2 separate regions of the Homo sapiens genome follow, and region 1 is linked to region 2. Evidence: read pairs that join two places in POLR2A ChIA-PET (ENCODE). Cell type or tissue: HCT116. All regions are shown on one strand. Links, peaks and the distances in the headings refer to the core of each region. The heading gives the core; the rest is flanking DNA. Region 1 overlaps SYTL3 (synaptotagmin like 3). Region 2 overlaps EZR (ezrin).

The links. ChIA-PET counts read pairs that join two places held together with the same protein. Peaks named below come from ENCODE experiments on the same cell type or tissue, not always from the same donor. Only the 100,000 strongest peaks of a DNase experiment are listed, where the experiment ranks them.
Region 1: POLR2A ChIA-PET joins it to region 2 with 17 read pairs; 6 of 35 experiments call an interaction of 5 or more read pairs at or near these places.

The regions. Positions count from the first base shown.
Region 1 is chr6:158,680,471-158,691,122 of GRCh38, forward strand. It overlaps SYTL3 (synaptotagmin like 3), which reads left to right. Exons shown (of 18, transcript NM_001242394.2): 6 at 2,455-2,519. Among named protein-coding and RNA genes, the nearest start is that of SYTL3, 36 kb to the left of the region's middle. RefSeq lists a silencer at 6,573-6,773. In HCT116, for the core only: no CTCF peak of the experiment used is centred there; a DNase peak (open chromatin) is centred at 6,041; H3K4me3 peaks cover 651 bases; H3K27ac peaks cover 1,918 bases.
Region 2 is chr6:158,804,278-158,814,929 of GRCh38, forward strand. All of the region lies in intron 2 of EZR (ezrin), which reads right to left. Among named protein-coding and RNA genes, the nearest start is that of EZR-AS1, 8.4 kb to the right of the region's middle. RefSeq lists an enhancer at 8,941-8,990. In HCT116, for the core only: a CTCF peak has its summit at 4,470 (motif pointing right); no DNase peak of the experiment used is centred there; H3K4me3 peaks cover 4,288 bases; H3K27ac peaks cover 8,000 bases.

The DNA of each region.
Region 1 (10,652 bases), core at 1,121-9,120, 120 kb before region 2:
GCCCATGCCTGTAATCCCAGCACTTTGGGAGGCCAAGGCAGGTGGATTGCTTGAGCTCAGCAGTTTGAGACCAGACTGGGCAACATAGCAAAACCCCGTCTCTACAAAAAAAAAAAAAAAAAAACACAAAAATCAGCCAGGTGTGGTGGCACGTGCCTTTAGTGTCAGCTACTCAGGAGACTGAGGTGGGAGGATCGCTTGAGCCCGGGAGGCAGGGATTGCAATGAGCTGAGATCGCGCCACTGCACTCCAGCCTCAACAACAGAGCCAGACCCTGTCTCAAAAAAAATTATGAAATTCTTAAATGCTCTTTCTATATTTTCCTTGTTCTAGTCACTAAGTATTGGTAGTAATCATTTATGTACTAATCAGAAAATAGTAGTGTCTAACCAGATGAAGGAGAGAAAGTTAGTTGATATCTTCTCACAATTACTAGCACTTCATAGAGAAAGATAGCATATTTTGAAAAACGTGCAGATTGGCATATATTTGTGATTTTACTTACATTAGCAAGCATTAATTTTCTAAAAAATCCACTTGAGTTCATGTATAGCCTGAAAGAACCTAATGGAGAATTTATTTCAGTCAATACTGTAATTTATAGAAGAGAATCAGTCATGAGTTGAAGTTTTAATTTTTTTCTTAAATTTGCATAACAAAGGAATTGGCCAGTTTTGTGGCACATTATTTTAAGGATGTGAAGATCTTATAATATTTACATGTTTGCCTTTTTATATCCTAAAAGGATATTAACAATTCTGCCTTTCTGAGATTGAGGTTGAGTATGGATTCCCCCAGAAAACCAAGAGGAAAACCCATGTTAGGACGTCAGTTTGGAGCAGTTAGCGTCTCGAGTGCCCTCTGTGCTGTCATGCATGTGACTAAGATGGTAGGAGTTAAAGTCCTGCCGTAGGGAGCTGCTGTCAGACCAGTGGGCCAAACAGGGCTCCTTTCCCATGATTCACAAGTGGTCTGCTCAGGTGGATCGCCTGAGGTCAGGAGTTCGAGACCAGCTTGGCTGACATGGCAAAAACCTATCTCTACTAAAAATACAAAAATTAGCCGGGTGTGGTGGCGGGCACCTGTAGTCCCAGCTACTCTGGAGGCTGAGGCAGGAGAATTGCTTGAACCCACGAGGGGGAGATTGAAGTGACTTGAGATCGTGCCACTGCACTCCAGCCTGGGCCACCAGAAAAACAACAACAACAACAAGAACAAGTTGTCCACTCAGATTTAAGCCCCCAAATCTCCATCAACACACATTGATCCCATATTCCATACTTCAGGTCCTCCCAAGAATCTTCTCAGGTAACCCTGCTCTGTGGGCTCTTGGAGAATGTTGTAAACACAAACTAACCTTAGCTTAACCTACAGCTGATCTCCCTCCAAGCCCAATGCATAACATCGAGTTTTCCTGTAGCCCATCACTTGTGCCAAGAGCGTCCCACAGTTGACATGATACATTGGTCATTTGTGGTGATGTTGAGATGGAGGCCTGCTCTGTCACCCAGGCTGGAGTGCAATGGTGCAATCTCGGCTCACTGCAACTTCCGTCTCCCAGGTTCAAGCGAAAATTCTCCTGCCTCAGCCTCCCGAGTAGCTGGGATTACAGGCATGTGCCACCATGCCTGGCTAATTTTGTGTTTTTAGTAGAGACAGGGTTTTGCCATGTTGGCCAGGCTGGTCTCGACTTCCTGACCTCAAGTGATCCACCCACCTTGGCCTCCCAAAGTACTGGGATTACAGGCGTGAGCCACCGCGCCTGGCTGATACATTGGTCATTTTGATGATAATAATTTTGTTTCTCTTTGTGTATTTGTTCACAAAATATTAAGTACTGGATTCGTGCTGGGCACAAGTATATGTTAATATGCTTAACATTCACTTTTTTTTTTTTTTTTTTTTTTGAGACGGAGTCTGGCTCTGCCGCCCAGGCTGGAGTGCAGTGGCGAAATCTCAGCTCACTGCAAGCTCCACCTCCCGGGTTCACGCCATTCTCCTGCCTCAGCCTCCCGAGTAGCTGGGACTACAGGTGCCCGCCACCATGCCTGGCTAATTTTTTGTATTTTTAGTACAGACGGGGTTTCACCGTGTTAGCCAGGATGGTCTTGATCTCCTGACCTCGTGATCCGCCTGCCTCGGCCTCCCAAAGTGCTGGGATTACAGGCATGAGCCACCACACCTAGCCCATATTCACATATTATACATTGAACGTACACATGACATGCAAGATAAAACACATAGCGGTGGGAGTTGCACAGCTTTGCTGCTGATACTGAAATCACTTCGCCTCTATGGGGAATCTGTAAATTTAAGTGTTTAAGCCAGGAAATTGATTGCTGAGGTCCATTGCAAGACTAATATTTTGTGACCTTACCTAACCCTTAAAAGGGGTAAATATAGCACTATTCATATCTTCTCTCTCTGAAGCTTCCTTTCTGCTCATTTTTTCAGGAATGTCAAAATAAAAACTGGAGAATGGTTCTATGAGGAACGAGCCAAGAAATTTCCAACTGGAGGTAAATGCTCTTTACTTTTTTAGTAAAGTAAAATGATCTATTCCTAGTTTTAAAATATTTGATGTTAAGACTTTGGAATATAAGCAACATGATGGGTGTAGTCTGCGGGCCCCTATGTCTTGCCATTCCATTTGCTGATGCTCTCACTGTAATTCACGCTGCTCATTCCCTCTGCTCGCTACTCTTCCCTCTGCTGCATTTCTACCTCTGAGGTTGGCCCTATTCCTTTTTTTTTTTTTTTTTTTTTTTTGAGGCGAAGTCTTGCTCTGTTGCCAGGCTGGAGTGCAGTGGCACAATCTCGGCTCACTGCAACCTCCATCTCCTAGGTTTAAACGATTCTCCTGCCTCAGCCTCCGGAGTACCTGGGATTACAGGCACGTGCCACCACAGTCGGCTAATTTTTCTATTTTTAGTAGAGACGGGGTTTCACCATGTTGGCCAGGATGGTCTCGATCTCCTGACCTCATGATCCGCCCGCCTCGGCCTCCCAAGGTGCTGGGATTACAGGCGTGAGCCACTGGGCCCGGCCAGGTTGGCCCCATTCTTTAAGGCTCGTGCACTACAAGGTTTCCCTGGCTTCCTGCTTCTAGGGGTGATGTCCCCTCCTCTGAAACACCATCAGTGCTGGGTTTGTAATTCTCTTCTGTAATTGTTGCAAAGTTCCTTATATTGTAGCATTGTTTGTGCACTTCTGTTTCTCTCTACAAGCAGTAACTGTGATTTTAAAATCTTGTTAGCCCATATTGCGCCAAAGCACAATACCTTGTTTATAATACTTGAGCAAGATGATTGAATCAGTGAAGACCACAGTGAGTGAAGAGCGTTTGAACTGAGCAGAGGTTGATGCTTGTGGAGTGAGCGCATGTTGCGGTAATATGGGTGGAAGCATTTTGTCCGTATACTGTGAATGTCTTATAATGAGATGTTGACCTAAAGAAGGAAACTGAGGCAAAACTAATACAGGTGGAGAGTTTATCTGGGCCAAGGCTGAGGTCTGCAGCCCAGGAAACACTTCCAAGGGCTCTGGAGAACAAAGGAGAGAAGGGTGAATCAGGAGAGGGGCGATTACAAAAGCTGGTTTTCAGGAATTCTCGTGGGTTTACGGAAATACCCGTAATTTATTCATGATTCATGATTGGCTATCCATTGCTGAGCTATAGGCTGTGGGTGATGGTGTCCAGTGTGTGGCATTGTTAGGATAATTTATGGCTATTGGTGGTGACACTCAATCTAGAGTCCGTAGAGCAAGTGGCTTTGAAATGATTAGCCCAAGTTGGGGGACGTGATTGCGGGCTCATTTCGGTGTCTCTCTAGGCCTGATACTTTAAAGGAGGCTTGTGTTTCTTAGATTAAAAGTTTATTTTCTTTTTCAAAAGTATTTGCAATGTATGTTGTGCCAGTGTAATTGGTAGCTGGGACCTGGAACTGTGGAGAGAATGATTTGTGCTTTGATCACAGAAGAGCTGTGATGGGGCATCAGGACAAAGGCGCACACAGGCACCGTCACGGTGGAGTGCAGGCAGGTGCTGTGGGAACCACATCTGACTATATCAGGGATGCGGGCAGCACCCCTCCTCTGTGATGTGATGTTGGGGACCTAGACTCACAGCCTGACTCAGAGGGCAGCGGTGGCTCTTTTCTAGAAAAAGTGGCAATTTGCAGGTAGGGAAATAAGCCATAGAACCTCACCCAAAAGTTTGTTGGCAGTAAAGGAAGCCATTCATTTGGGTTGATATTCAGCTTTTATAAAGGGTGGATTTGCCCAGGTGTAGATTTGGTTGGTACTAAATTATCCCATGGTTTATATTCCTGGCTCTTCTTAAAAAAAAAAAAAAAAACGCTGCTTCTGCCAAGTTTATTGGAAACCTGGAGGAAAAAACTAATACTAAGGGTCATGTCAGGCAATGGAATGAAGCAGGGTTGCTGTTTCCTCTAAGCCAGTGTTTCTCAACAGCTTCTTACCGCCACCCTCTCCCCTACCCCACATAGCCTTTTTAGAGACTTTTTCAAAGTTGCTACCATAACCTTTTGATATCACAGATATCATATATCTATGTACTGAGGCCTTTTGGAGAGCCACAGACGGTTGAAATAGGTAAGATTTGCTACCAATCTTTGTCCCCTTAGGGGTGCCGTCATCCCATGTGGAATGTGTGACCTTGGCAAAGCAACTGCAGCACAGGACTTTTCTCTGTTTTTATTGCTTTTATGTCTCTCTCTCTCTCTCTTTTTTTTTTTTTTTTAGATGGAGTCTCGTTCTGTCATCCAGGCTGGAGTGCAGTAGCATGATCTCAGCTCACTGTAAACTCCTCCTCCTGGGTTCAAGGGATTCTCCTGCCTCAGCCTCCTGAATAGCTGGGATTACAGGCACACGCCCCATGTCTGACTAATTTTTGTATTTTTAGTAGAGATGGAGTTTCACCTTGTTGACTGGTCTTGAACTCCTGACCTCAAGTGATCTGCCCACCTTGGCCTCCCAAAGTGCTGGGATTACAGGTATGAGGCACTTCACCCGGCCACTTTTGTGTTTCTTTAAAATACTTTTTTGACCGGGCCCGGTGGCTCACACTTGTAATCCCAGCACTTTGGGAGGCCGAGGTGGGCAGATCATCTGAGATTGGGAGTTCGAGACCAGCCTGACCAACATGGAGAAACCCCGTCTCTACTAAAAATACAAAATTAGCCGGGCATGGTGGCACCTGCCTGTAATCCCAGCTACTCGGGAGGCTGAGGCAGGAGAATTGCTTAAAGCTGGGAGGCGGAGGTTGCTGTGAGCCGAGATCATGCCATGGCACTCCAGCCTGGGCAACAAGAGTGAAACTCCATCTCAAAAACAAACAAACAAACAAAAACAAAACCTTTTTGTTGGTGGGCTGGAGCCTTCTTCAGAAGGTAGACTCTACCCTTTTCCACATCAATTCCTAGCTTATAAACAGTAGTGCTGTAGGAGGTGAAGTTTGTCATTTCTCAATGCCAGCTAAGTGCAGACATCTGCTTCACTCAAAAAGTTTTCTACGTCGTTAGAAGTTCTAGCATCATTATTTCAGGTAAGTAGTTTTCATGTGTGCATGAATGTATGTGTGTGTGTTTGTGCACACACGTTACCATCTTGTCATCTTTTCAGCACTTCATGTCTCCTGAGTGAGTGGGAGAAGTATGTTATCAAGGTGACTTAAGATAAAAAGGGAATTAGGAAAGAGGTGAGACTGATGTCTTAGGGTTTTCTTTCTTGCCTTATAACTTTAAGAATAAAAACTTCAGTAAGGACAAACAAACCAGGGTCAGGAAGATCAACCTCAGCATAAATCATTCTTTTTTGCTGATGTCGTTTCTATCAATGTATAAAATAAACACCAGAAAAGCCCTAACTTTCCCTCCTTCTCTACAATGCTTCCTCAAATGCCAGGGTGCCTCATTTTCCCATTGTCCTGTTTCAGTAGAGTTGGGGTAAGAGGCATGGAACTATGGGGGAAAATGCCAGGTTAGGAGCACACAAGTAGTGCTATGAGCCAGACCAGGTTGGGTGGAGTTTGCAGCGGGTGCGTCAGGAAAGGTAACAAGGATCAGGTGACAGAGGTTTAGGTGGACAGGCAGGAATTCCACCACGCTCCTATTTGTGGCCCTAAAAGAGAACCAGGTGCAGTCATTGAGGAGTTGAATTGAATTTGTGCTGCAGCAGTTAAGATCCACTTAGGGAAATAGAAACTGTCTGGTTATTTGAATAAGAATTTACTTTAGGGATTGGTTAGACAGGAATTGGAGGCAAAAAGGGAATAGTGAGAGAACAGAGCTAGCAGCTGCAGGAGGCAGACACCCTCCGACCCTGTTGAGCTGATGCTGGCCAGACACAGGTCGGAAGGAAGGCATGAGCCCCTTCTCCCTCCTCCTGGCCCTGGTCTCCCTCTGGAAGCCCCCACTGGACCCTAATAGGGAGGCAACTGCAACCTCAATTCTCTGATGTGTTCCGGAAAAAGTGGTTTTGCATGTTCTCTAGTGTTTTTGTTGTCATGGTACCGGCAATACTCTTTCCAGCCCTCTATATCCTGAGCAGAAGTTAGAAAAACTAGATGGTGGTTTAAACCACAAAAGTGTACAGACAGCTCCAGTCTGTGCCTCTTTCCACGCACTGGTTATCTATTGCTGTATAGCAAATTCCCCTCAAACCTAGTGACATAAATCAAGTAACATTCTTTGACAGTTTCTGTCTTCAGTGGAAGGCTCGCCTGGGGCTGGGGGATCTGTGCTCTTGGGGCTTACCCTCATACCTGGCCAGTGACTGCTGGTATTGGGAGGAGGACTTGGTTCCTCACCATGGGGATATCTCCACAGGGCTGCTTGAGTGTCCTCATGACATGGCGGCTGGCTTCTCCCAGGGCAAGTGATCCAAGAGAGAGAAAAGCAGAGCCCACAATATCTTTTATGGTCTAGCTTCAGAAGCCACACCCTGTCATTTCTGCTATGCCCTATGGGTCCCACAGGTCAGCCCTAGTCAGAGAGGACAAAGGGTCTGAATATCAGGAAGCAAGAATCACTGGGACCGTCTGTGTGCTACCAAATCCTGTGTTCCTTGTCTTGGGAGAATGGCGACACCTCTCACTCTGTCTCCAAATCCACAGACCTGAGAATCAAACTTGACTCCTTTGTTCCTCATTCTGCCGCTACATCTGGTCAGTCAGCAAATCCTGACATTTCTGCCTCCTGAGTCTCTGGAATCTTCCTCTGCCCTTCATTCTCACTTCCAACGTAGCAGCTCCTAACTGCTTCCCCCTTGGTCCATCTTCTATTCTGTGAAGAGAGGGAGCTTCCTTTTCTCTTTGAAAGGAAGTTACTTACTTTCTGATTACAGAAGTAATGCAAACCTTGCAAGCATTTGGGAAACACAGAATAGTATTTAGATGTAATGGAAATACTACCACAATCCCAAACTACTGTAAATTACATGCACGTGTACACACCTGCACACTCCCAGCCTTCTTTCTAGGTAAGCCTGTGTATATGTGTGTGCACAGATAGACTTATCCAATTTCAAATGTATTGTGATCAGACTCTATGTGGTTTTATTTTGCTTTTACAATTCAACTTGGCATAAACATTTTCCTATGTTATTAAGACTTCTTCCAAAATGTATTGATGACTCCATAAAATACACCAAATATATGCACTATAGTTTATTTAACCTGTTCCCGAGTGTCTGTGAGTATATCACTGTATTTGATTTTTCATGTTATAGATAACTCTGTGATGAACGTCTTGTACAGGTATTTTGACATGTCTGTTTATTTTTGGGGGGTAAATTCTTAGAAGAATGATTGGTCAAGTGTATGAATACTTGAAAGGCTTTTGATGTTTTGCCAAATTACCCTCTGGGAGTGTGTGCTTATTTACAACAGGCTGGCAGGGTACACAAATTTCCTTCTTCCCACACTCTGGCCCCCATTACATTCTGAGCTTTGAAGCATGATTTCAAATTACATTCACGTAAAAAACTAGACGCCAGGCTCAGTGGCTCATGCCTGTAATCCCAGCATTTTGGGAGGTCAAAGCAGGAGGATCGCTTGAGCCCAGGAGTTCAAGACTAGCCTGGGCAGCATAGTGAGATCCTGTCTCTAAAAAAATTAAATGAAATTAAAAAATTAAAACCTAGAAAATGAAGAAAATCATAAAGAGCAATGTTAAAAATACAGCAGCTTCACCCAGAGAACAATTGTTGACATTTTAGTATATATTATTTCTGTTCTTTTGTGAGTGTATGTATCTATGCTTGTGGGTGCATATCTGTATGTGTGGATATATGTGTGTGTATACACACATATACATAGACTTTTTTGAAGTATTTAGGTTGAACCATAAGAAATTGGTATTTTTAGGCAAAAAATTATTGAATAGAGGCAATTTCACATGAGTCAGGCTAATATATTTACATAATTGAAATCAAATTGTATGTACAGTTTTATCCTAATGTTTCTTCATGTAGTAATTTATAAGGAACATTTTCAGTGTCCATAAATATCATTGGCTATATGATTTCTGATGAGTGTATCTCACCCCGTCATAGGAATGTGTCATCATTTGTTTAACCAAATAACTATTGTTGGATAGTTAGGGGATTTCCAGCTTTCTGTTGCATTTTTGAAAGTTTATAAGGTTATTAAAATGAGAATAATGCAAAGAATATCCTTGTAGATATCTTTTTGGCACATCTCTGAATATTTCTAGAAAGAGAACAAGATGAAGGTTAGGAATGTTGCCTCCTTTAGAAAGGGTGTGGAATTATCCTTAAAAATAAACCAACATGCAAACCAATAGATAACTTTATCAGTTTGGCAAAACAACATTGGTCATGCAAAATGGTTTTCTCATCGTTTTGATTTGAATTCATCTCATCACGAATAAGATTGAGTATCTTCCACTTTTCAACCTTCTGTAGATGTTCTTGGTATGTGAAGGCGATTAGTCCTTTTCAATCATGTTAGTTGCATGTTATCTTCCTAGTACATGGCCTTCTTTATAATTTTGTTTTTAACACAAAGAAGTTTTTTGTTTGCTTGTAGGCAAATCTCCTTTTCCCGTATAATTTCTTTTGCTTTTATGCTTCGAGACTTCTTCCTTATCCTGTGATAGGTTAAATATCCACATTAATTTTCTTCTAATTTTTACTTAACTTTTTTTTTTTTTTCCCCTTGAGACAGAGTCTCACTCTGTCACCCAGGCTGGAGTACCATGGCGCAATCTTGGTTCACTGCAACCTCCACCGCCTAGGTTCAAGCGATTCTTCTGCCTCAGCCTCCCAAGTAGCTGGGATTATAGGCACATGTCACCATGCTCAGCTGATTTTTGTATTTTTAGTAGAGACGGGGTTTCATTATGTTGGCCAGCCTGGTCTTGAACTCCTGGCCTCAAGTGATTCGCCTGCCTTGGCCTCCCAAAGTGCTGGGATTATAGGCCTGAGCCACCATGTTAACTCTTTACAATCATCAGGAGGCCCTATCTAATTTTTTTTCCTCCCAATCCTTGATGTTCCTGGTACCATTTGTTACATAACCATTCCCTTTCCCATTGCGTTGTAACCCAGGGCCACTGATTGGCACAGCGTGGGGCACCACTCTCCTTGTGCCCAGCCCTGCGCTCCAGCGGGTGCTGTCTCATAGAGGACACACGGTGCCCTCTCCTTCACCTGCAACTCTTGGCAATTTGGCCCTAGCCAGATTTTGAATGTTTGAGAGCAGGAGCTATGAGTAAAGGAATAAGTGAATAAATAAATTGAGCAGGGATCTGCTCATTTGGCCACAAAAAGTGCTGTTAGAGGGAGTAGTGTCCATTGTCAGTGCCCAGCACTGAGTAGGCACCTTACAAATGTAGACATCCTTCCCTTTTTGACACGGGGAAACCTAAAGCTAAATGTAACATTCAGTTGCAGTAATTCCAGGAATCATTACACCCTCTGCACCCAGTTTCCTTTTTATTAGCTTTTACTTATTTCTCTTTTGATGATCTTATTGGATATGTGCAATTTAAGATAAAATGCCCCCCAGATTTCCTTGGAAGTAGACATGCTATAAGAATCTAGTGAAGAATAATAAATTGTGGTAATATGTGTTGTGCTATTTTTTCAACTATTAAAACAATTTAAAAACAAGAAAAAATGAGCCTCAGTTCTTCATTTTGTAGAGCGATAGTACAAAAAATTTTAAATATTTTGATTTATTTAAAAATTTTTCTGATTATAGGCTGGCTTTTTCCCCTAAAATTTCATAACTGGATATTTAGTTTTGTGGTCTTAAAATAATTTCTTTGATGCCACCGTGGTGGTTCATCTGTAGTACATTCGAATTATCAAAGCACCCAGACCTTCATAGGCTCTCTTGCCTTTAGGAAGCTCCCCAGGACAACCTGGCATCATCACCTTCTGTGCCTCCATCCACGGGCATTTGGCAATCCGTGCAGAGGGTTTTTAATGTGGTTCCTGGACCCACGCTCCAGGATCAGCTGCAAACTGATTCAAATTCAACCTTCCTGGCCTCACACACACAGGTTCTAATTTGGTGGGGCCAGATGGGGTTCAAGAGTGAATGTTTGGCTAAGGGCGGTGGCTCATGCCTGTAATCCCAGCACTTTGGGAGGATGAGGTGGGAG
Region 2 (10,652 bases), core at 1,829-9,828:
AAAGGGAAAAGAAATAATCAAAGGATGTTACATTCAGCAAAAGAAACTATTCTTTCTAGAAACACAATCTACATCCTTCTCATCTCCTTACCTCAGGGCAGGCAAAATAAAGAGAAAGGGACCTTGAACAAGAATTTATCTAATAAACTCCTGAAGTCTAAGTCTTGATTGTATACCATGTGATTTCAGTTTCACTAGGTATATCATAAATACTTCATCACCAACATGCTTCACTGAAATGTGCAGGTAATTATACACAGAAACTTAAGTTTAGTAACTACTTAGTAAACTTAGTAACTACACACATAAACAAAAGTAAGGGACAAGGCCAAGATGGCTTATTATATGCTAGAGTCGGTTTTAATTGTAGGCTCAGAAAAGATAGGGAACTAAAGGCCTATAGATTAAACATCACTATTCACCTGGAATGCATGGTTGTCTCTGCAAATTTAGAAGCCTGTGAAGAGTTTTTCCTTTCTTTTTTTCTTATTTTTTTTTATTATACTTTAAGTTTTAGGGTACATGTGCACATTGTGCAGGTTAGTTACATATGTATACATGTGCCATGCTGGTGCGCTGCACCCACTAACTCGTCATCTAGCATTAGGTATATCTCCCGATGCTATCCCTCCCCCCTCCCCCCACCCCACAACAGTCCCCAGAGTGTGATATTCCCCTTCCTGTGTCCATGTGATCTCATTGTTCAATTCCCACCTATGAGTGAGAATATGCGGTGTTTGGTTTTTTGTTCTTGCGATAGTTTACTGAGAATGATGATTTCCAATTTCTGATCTTGGGAGTGAGAAGGTGAGTCTAGGAAACAATGAGGCTGAGGTGGGTGGATCACGAGGTCAGGCGACCAAGACCATCCTGGCCAACATGGTGAAACCATCTCTACTAAAAATACAAAAATTAGCCGGGCATGGTGGCGTGTGCCTGCAATCCCAGCTACTCGTGGGGCTGAGGCAGGAGAATCGCTTGAACCAGGGAGTCGGAGGCTGCAGTGAGCCTACATGGCGCCACTGCACTCCCAGCCTGGTGACAGAGACTCCATCTCAGGAAAAAAAAAAAAAAAAAAAAAAAAAGGTCGAAAAATTTCTTTGCTAACCTGTTTTTTAGAGGACATAAGACATAAACCATACTTAAGTCTTGTGCCATTGCTGAGATAAATTTTTGCCCCTAGTTAAGATCACATGAGCAATATTATACAATGTTAAAGAACATTTCTCCTGTAAGAAACTTCGATTAGACAAGATTTGAACTCACCCCAGTCTTTACTTTTGCCATGTGTCAAAAATTAGCAAGACCAAAGTAGCTTCTTTTAAAAAATCCAAACTAAATCAGTAATCTTACAAAATTTGCTTAAATAAGCAAACCCTGCCAAAACTTTTAAAATCACCATTTCTGAAATTATACTAAATTAAAATTAAAAAAACTCTTCAATTTATACTGTCAGTATCAAGTATGTTACATCTGAAATGGCATTATAATTTGTACATCATTACTTGACTGGAAAAGACATGGTGTACATTTTACAACCCTATCACTCACCCCAACCCCAACCCATGGTTTGCTGTATTTCCTTCCCCCATCCCTGCCCACAGCCCCAGTATGTAGATTGATCTCTTAAAATGGCTAAAGCCCTACCCAGTAGATGCCCCTTATTTTGTTCATTTCAATTTTCAAGTCTGAGAAAATCGCTATTAAGACAATGACCTGTTCCCAGTTGGGTCACAGCACTGTGCCCCATTCCTATGGGCCCCCCAAAACATTGGGAATACAAAGTAATAGTGGAAAAAACTGGGAACAAATCGTTCTATGTGTTTCCAAGTCAGCTGCAATTTTGAGTAGTGACCTCCTTTTAAAACATGTGCATGGAGGGTGAGATGGCCCGGGTGGGGCCATTTGATGAGATCAAATCAGTTACTCATTTGATCCAGAGCACAAAGGTTGCCCCAGCAGCAGGGAATGGGGGACCTGCCCTCGCCCTGAGATCCTCCCACCTCAACACTCAGGCACTTCATGACGAGCAAAAGTAAAGCATCTCTCCCTTTCTACCCTATAACATGCTTTTTAAAAGCAAATATTCTATTATGGAAAGTTGAAAACATTCATAAAAGTAGAGAGAATAAGTAGTACCATGATCCTCCACACTCTCTTTTCAGCTTCAACACCATTCTTTCTTCTACTCTACCACTTTCACTTTTTTTTTTTTTTGCTGGCATATTTTAAGGCCCTCATTCATTATTTCACTTGTAAAAACTTCAGTATATTGCTCTAAAGCACTAAAAAAAAAAATCACAATACCATTATCACATCCAACATAATTTAAAACAATTCCTTAATACGTCAAGTTCAGTAAATATTATTCAATTTTCCTCCATTTCTTTGAAAATGTCTTTTTGCAGTTGATTTGTTCAAGTTATATAATGCACCTTGTTATCACACTATTTCCACATTGCCTTGTTCAGCCACGTTCTAAATAAAAAATCCAGTTTTCTCACCATTATCTGTCTAAATCCATTTAAGAGTCTCACCCAAACAGCAATGGATTATGTAAGCAAATACTTCAACATCCCAGCAGCCAACACCCTTAATTATTTAACTGAGGCAATGAAACACACCTTAATGAAAATACTGTACCAATATACACTACATATATGTTTACAAATAAAGTGATTCCAATCTCATATTTATGTGCTAAGCTTTAACCAAGTGACCTGTGGTTCAATTTTCTCTTTAAAAACATAACAGGCCAGGCGCAGTGGCTCACGCCTGTAATCCCAGCACTTTGGGAGGCTGAGGCGGGCGGATCATGAGGTCAGGAGATCAAGACTGTCCTGGCTAACATGGTGAAACCCCGTCTCTACTAAAAAATACAAAAAAAATTAGCCGAGTGTGATGGCTGGCGCCTGTAGTCCCAGCTACTCGGGAGGCTGAGGCAGGAGAATGGCGTGAACCCGGGAGGTGGAGCTTGCGGTGAGTCCAGATCACACCACTGCACTCCAGCCTGGGCGACAGACAGAGACTCCGTCTCAAAAAAAAAAAAAAAAAACAAACAAAAAAGACAAGGCTGGATCCCAAGACATATTTTATAAGAAATTTACAGATGAAGTAATGGTGCAATAGGTAAAATACTATCAAAACAATCATTTCCCTGAACCACAGCACCTGAGAAAGGATGGAAGAGTAAGTGGGTTTGGAAATGATGGACTTATCACCAAACCCTTGCAAAAACAAGTTCTTGAAGAAAGACCATCATGGTTCACTGTCCAACCCAAAAGTGATTTACCAGAAAACCAACAAAAACACATCACAGTGGGCCCACTCCTAAGTCACTCTGCCCAGTGGTTTTAACGCTTCAAAGAGTCAGTAAAGAATGAAAGTTAATTCTAGCTCTTGCCAAAGCCTAGGTGAAAATTTACAGTAGCACGCTCACCACCCCCTGACGATGTATTAGACATGTGTCTTTCCCCCTGCAATATAAGCTTCTTGAAAGCAGGTCTTTCTTTCAGGAGGGGCTGAGGAAGGCACGGCTCCCTTTACAACTCCAAACAGAAAGCCCATTTTATTTAGTCAGACCAGCATCTCCTTTCCAGAGCATTTTGCCATTGAGGAAAGGTGGGACAATGTGCATTTCAGGCTCAAATACACATTAGCAGGAAATGGGTTCCACCATTCACTGGATGTGACTGTCAACCAAGCAGGTGATAATCCTTTAAAAGCCTCTTTTTGTTCACCAATGTCTCCCCAGTACCTGAAAACCTGGCACAAAGTAGGTGCTCTATTTGTTGAATGAATGAACTTTATGCAGGGTGGTTGTACAGGTGTACCTAACATCAATAACTTAAGAAGAATGCGTGTGTGGAGTTCCGAGCTAAGGAATCCTAGTGGCCAACCCTGAAATCAATTCCTTATCTATGGGGAACATCTGAACCCCCAGCCCACAAGCACTTTAAGGCTGCCAGGTGGAGGCTGTTAGGGGGAGTATGTTAAGTAAGAATGCTGTGTAAACTGCATGCTTTTTCCAAGCTTTCGGGAAGCAGTTGCTGTTCTGTCCAACCCACCACCACTGGACTGTCCCATATGTAAATTTCCAATAAACCTGATGCTATCCCTGTTGAAGTCAACAGAGGTCTAGCAAGACAGCTGTGTTCATCGTGGCAGCAAAAGGACAAACAACAAGGTTACATTTACTTACTACATTATTTCATCGGGCTGCTAAGTTAGAGGAAAAGAATGACCATCACGAGCTAGTAAAGCTTTTAATCAGATTAGAATTTTATCAGGTACAAGTGGAACCGCACAGCCCTTACTGACCAGGGCCAGGCATAAGGCCAGGTGCTTCCCATGTGCCATCTTAGCAGGCATCCCAGGCGGGCACGCAGGATCTTGTTTACAGATGAGGAGGCAGAGGGAGGTGAAAAAACTTGCCCAAGATTACCCACTAGGAGGCAGGTATGTTTACCTATTTGCTCGTCCTTCTTCCCTCTATTTATCCTGCCAATAAACAAGAATTTAAAGTTTGCTATAAAATAATAATGCTAAACAACAAACAAACAAACTTGGGCCAGGCATAGTGGCTCATGGCTATAATGCCAACACTTTGAGAGACTGAGGCAGGAGGATGGCTTGAGGCCAGGTGTTTGAGACCAGCCTGCACAAAACAGTGTGAAACTTCATCTCTATAGAAATAAAAATAAAAAGATTAGTCAGGTGTGGTAGTGAGCGCCTGCGGTCCCCCAGGAGTTCAAGGCTGTGGTGAGCTATGATTGTACCACTGCACTCGTGCTTGAGCAACAGAGCAAGACCGCATCTCAAAAACACAAAAACAACACCTATCCTCTTGCTTTGCTGCCAGAAAAGACAAAAAGCACAAATAAACAAGCACCTGACAGCGTTATAGGTGGAGACCGAGTTCTATGAGTGCAGTAAAGTGGGGCACGGCACAGAGATGGAGCTGTACTTTAGACAGGGTGTTCTGAATCAGGAATGGACTTACAAAACATCTGCAGTCAGAAATTCACATACAGACTATAGTAGATCAAAAGCTCATTTTAAACTATCAATGAGGAAAAAAGCAATTCATTTACATAACATTCTCTTTCCAACTCAAACATCAGGTACAAATTGCTTTCTTTTAGCATATGCCAGAAATCTGTCATTACACAATAGCTTAGCAAGTGTGACACAAGATACTGCCACTTTCTCTACACAAAGACCCACCCAAACACCAGCTTTGTTTAAAACATTACCTCAGCACCACGATGCCTCTCCTCAGTAGTTTCTGAGTCCATGCTCAGAGTCCATGATGTGCTCAACATTGGCTAACAAAACACATTCTGTTCTTTGAGAACAATTTTTTAAAAACTGGAACCAATGGGGTGGATCTGCTTCCAAATATTAGTCCAGCCATAAAATATATACAAGGTTAGAATAAATGCTTAACAATAATTATTTTTATGCTAGAAGCAGGAGTTGGTCCATTTGTTTCTCTAAAGAGCCAGCCAGTAAGTATTTTAGGCTTTGAGGGTCTTACTTGGAGTCCGTTGCATATTGTTGTTTTTAAAATCCTTCAAAAATATAAAAACCATTTTTAGCTGGGAGACCAAATAAAAACAGGCCACAGCCAGACTCGGCCCTAAGATGATAGTTTACCTACCCCATCCTAAAGTAAAAACAATTATTTACAGTATCTGAAATGACAACTGTCCACACAGGCAGTTTAAAATTGATCTCTCAGGCAAAAATGGAAAACAAAATTAGGTTGCAGAAGTGACTTCTAACTTAAAAATATGAGCAAAATCTGATATACTGACTACTAGAGTTTGATCCTCAGGTGATACTGGTTCCTCTCCTATCAATAAAAGGTGGGTCATGGTGAGATATTTTTTATTTTGCTTTTAAGGTTTTGTTTTCAAGTATATTAGATTAAAAGGATAACTTAATGAAGTTTTACATTTCCTTTGAAACAGCATTACTGTTTGCCTGTAAGTGTTAAGAACGGGTTAATGAATAAAGGAAAACAGAACTGACCACTGCTGACTGGGAAGCCCACATCCCTCCACACTTACCCAAAGGATCTTACCAGCCGGGAGGCCCTCCCTGGTCTCCAGGGCACACTTCTCTTCTGTGAAGACCTCTATCATGCACTACACTGCATTGTAATTGCTTACATATCTGCTTTCACTAGGAGACTGAGAACTCCTTAAAGGCAAAACCAATCTTATTTTTATTGTCCCTGCACCAAGCACATAATGGGATATAATAGCGCTTCAAAACATGAAGGTGGTACCCATGTGACTGATAAGGGAATTCCGACTAGAACACACAGAGAGAGGATGGACATGAGACAAAATCAGAGTCCTCCCTTTTACTAAGATAACCCAAACTGTTCATATTGCTTTTTCCTTGAGAAGACCAATGGACAAACTTTACCCGTTTATAGGAACCCAGAGTTTTTACCTAACAGGGTTAAGTTTGAAAAACATTTGCGGGGTAGGGAAACACAAAAGAAACACATAAAGCTTACAGCATCTTAAGATGAGTTGTTTGGATTTCACTGATAAAAACTTTGTCTCCGTTTATCTTATGTAACATTCTTTCCACTTAAAAACTAACTCCCATTTTACGGCTGACGAAATTTAGGTTCACAGATGCTAAATGGCTTCCCCAAATACAGGTAAGCAGTAAATTAGCTATGAAATTCTCTTTATAGCTCTTTGTGGTTTCATTTTGAAAAAAATTATGTGTATTAACTATATCAAGCATTTCAGTCAAAAGTCTCTAAGTCACATTATAGCACAAGGGTTTTGTTTGGTTCTGAAAACTACCCAAGTCTGGAAAAATCTTTTTATGTCAACAGGCATGGATGGTAAATACATCAGAAGGAAAATAATGCAAACTTTGGTCTTTTCAACACACATTTACTGCTGAAATTAAAAACTAATTGGAGTACTTGGGGAGTCTCAAGGTAGTTACTACTGAAATGAAATAAGGGATAATTCAAAATGCATTCACTGACTTTGAAAGCAGACTGAATTTCACTGCTTCAGAATAGAGCTGAAACATCTAACTACCATTAGAAAGCAGACTGAATTTCACTGCTTCAGAATAGAGCTGAAACATCTAACTACCATTAGAAAGCAGGTATATCAAACCACCCTAAGAATCTCCAAATTGTCAAAGAGATATAAAAGTTTAAGTTAAAAAAATTAAGAAAAAAATTATAGTTCACTAAATGATACTGTTTTCCTTTCCCAAACTATAATTATTCAACATTTGTTAGAAATCACATTATCAGCCAGGCATGGTGGCTCACACCTATAATCTCAACATTTTGGAAGGCCAAGGTAGGAGGATAGCTTGAGCTCAGGAATTTGAGACTAGCCGCCTGGGCCACACAGTGAGATCTTGTTTCACAAAAAAATAAAAAATTAGCTGGGTGTGGTAGTGTGTGCCTGTGGTCCCAGTTACCCAGGAGGCTGAGGTGGGAAGATCACTTGAGCCAAGGGTGGGGGCCGGGGCACTGAGGCTGCAGTGAGCTGTGACTGTGCCACTGCACTCCAGCCTGGGTGACAGAGTGAGACCCTGTTTCCAAAAAAAAAAAATTCACATTATTTCATTAACAAAAGAGGCCAGTGTGGAAGGAATAAAAGAGGAACAAGGAATGGGATCTCTTACTTCCCTACCATTTATAGGGAAGGTCTAGCCTCTTTTTTTCTCTTTGAAAACAAAGAGCCAAAATGTGAGAGACCACTGGGCACTGCCAAATGAAGCTGTTACTGGACTCCCTGCAGAGAGAAACTCAAGTCAGAAGAATATTATGTTGAATGGCCTGCCCAAGTATAGGTAAGCAGTAAATTAGCTATGAAATTCTTGTTTTTATGGCTCTTTTTCACAGAGTCATCCTAGCCCCTATTCGAGTCCCAAATACCAATAACAGCACTCCTGGCATTTCAGCCGGACTGTAAGGCGGCTGGGCATCAAGTGACTGCTTTCACCCAAATGGGTGCTCTGAAATCACACTGGGCTTGATTGGGGTGCAGGAGAAAGGAATATATAATAACTGCCCTTTTCCTATTGAATCAGCAGTACCATCTGGAGAGCTTATTTAAAACATAAGCACCCAGCCTGCACCTCACCCTAGAGATGGAAGTCATTAGTTCTTCAAGGGACCCAGGAATCAACAGTCTCCAGACAATTGTGTACACAAAATTTTGAGAACACTGCACTAAATTAACCCTTCCTCTTAACTTTAGGTATGTACGGTGTGTACATATACTAGGGAAAACAAAAAGCTACTGAATTATTTGGATTTAAAAATAACGTAGTTTAAGGAGTCTGGTCCTTTAATATTTTGGGGGGCAGTGGATGTAGTAATGAAAGAAGGCAAGGACTTTTTTCATCAACGATTGTCACAAACTTATTAACATGTAACAACAAATCCAGACTCCCCACCTTCCCCCACACCTGGTCCTTCTCCAGGATTACTTACCTCAGCGATGGCACCACCACACATCCACTTGCGCAAGCCAGAAACGAGAAGTCAGCCTCGACACCACCCTTGGCCCTGCATATCCAACCCATCACCAGGCACTATCAATTCTACCTCCCAAAGAACTCTCAAATGCATCCACTTCTGTTCCCACCACCACCACCTTGGTCCAAGCTATGAGCTCCCTCAATGGTCTACCATAACTACCCTTGCTGTCTCCTGCCTCCTGTGATTTTCCTATTACAGATCACAGTCAACTTTTCAAAAGGCAAATCTGATCATGTCACCTCCCAGTCAAAACCCCAAGTTAAACTAAAAAACACCCAAGAATGGCTTACAAGGCATGGCCTGACCTGTCTTCCTCTCTAGCCACATTGGGCTTCATGTGAAACCCCAAACTCACACTACTTCCTCCCACCACAGGGCCTTTGCACACGTTGTTACCTCTGCCCAGGGAGGTCACGTCCTCAAGGATGCCTTCCTGACCTCCCCTATTTGCACCCCCACCAGCACATACACACTTCATCTACTCTCAGGCCTCATGTACCCCTCTTCAGGCATACTCTCTGAAGCTGCAGTTTTACATTTACTCTGGGATTGCTGTCTGTCCCCGAAACCAGACTGTAAATCCACTGACAGGGACTGTGTCTGTGAACATCCAAATACATTCATTGTGCCTTACAGCGTGATCATGGCAAATCACTCATCCTACCAGCACCTCTCACTGCCACATGGCAAAATGTTAGCTACCTAATTCACCACTGCCCCTCGTGGAGGAGGAGGGGTGGAAACAGATGCTACGCATCCTCCTCAATTGCGAGGGGATTGTGAGGGGGGAGTACATTCAGTAAACTGTCCCTGTTAAAATATTTAATAGAAAAGGTTATGTATTCCCAAAGAGGCAAGGTAATCTCAGAAATTACCTTAAAATTTTGGCACAGTAGAAATGTGAACACACTTTCAGAGTTTTCCTAATGAAAGGTAAACCTGCTTTTGTATTAGAAATGTCTATAACACTTCAGAAATGAACAGGTAAGATGTGTTGGAGCCACTTAAAGGCAGTTCAGCTCTATGGTTCTCATGACAGCTTAAAGAGATCTCAGCCCTGAACACAATCCCCTTTTCCTTCCAGAGCTTAACTACAGCAGTGTTCCTTGCTCACTCCCCATGCCTTCTTTCCACTGGGCAGAAGAAAGCAAGTGTGGGAGAAAGGCGCTCCGCAGTCACCCTAACATGAAGGGGCGGGCAGAGAGGATGCTTCCGGGACCAATGATCTGAGCACCAACTCCTACAACTCTCCCTAGATGGGGCAGACCCACAAGGCCACACAGCACACCATGTCCTGGGGACTGGCCTGAACAGAGGCCAAGGCTCCCTCTGGAACCCCAAATCACCCTCCTTGGACGTCAGCCAGTCACACATGAATAGAGTCCCTAAGCAGCTGTGGGAAAAGCAAAACCAGACAACAAACCACAGCTGTTCCTCCCTGTGGAGTGCTGCCGCGTGCGCCCCCCAGCCCTCAAGCAAGATTCAGCTGAAGTGTTACTTCTCAATACAGTCTGCCAATTTCCCCATCAGATGATTTTCCTTTCCCCATCAGATTTTCCTCTCGACGTTACCTAGGCTCTTTCCCAGTCTGACAGCACTTAGCGGGTTTTCAATTTCAGCATTTACCCCGCATCTTGGCCCAGGTACCAGACACTAAGCTTCCAGAGAACAAGGTCTGCCTCGCCCTCTGTGCAGGTCACTCCGCTTGCTGATGAATAAAGTCTTTTTTTTTTTTTTTTTGAGACAGAGTCTCACTCTGTCGCCAGGCTGGAGTGCAGTGGTGCAATCTCAGCTCACTGCAACCTTCACCTCCCAGGTTCAAGCGATTCTCCTGCCTCAGCCTCCCAAGTAGCTGGGACTACAGGCATCCATACCACGCCCGGCTAATTTTTGTATTTTTAGTAGAGATGGGGTTTCACCATGTTGACCAGGATAGTCTTGATCTCTTGACCTTGTGATCCGCCCACCTCGGCCTCCCAAAGTGCTGGGATTACTGCCATGAGCCACTGTGTACCGCCTCAGTCTTTTAAGTAACTGTTGCTTTTGGGAAACAGTATTAGGAGAAAACACAGGAAATGAGTATTTTCAGTTATACTGTTTTATGAAT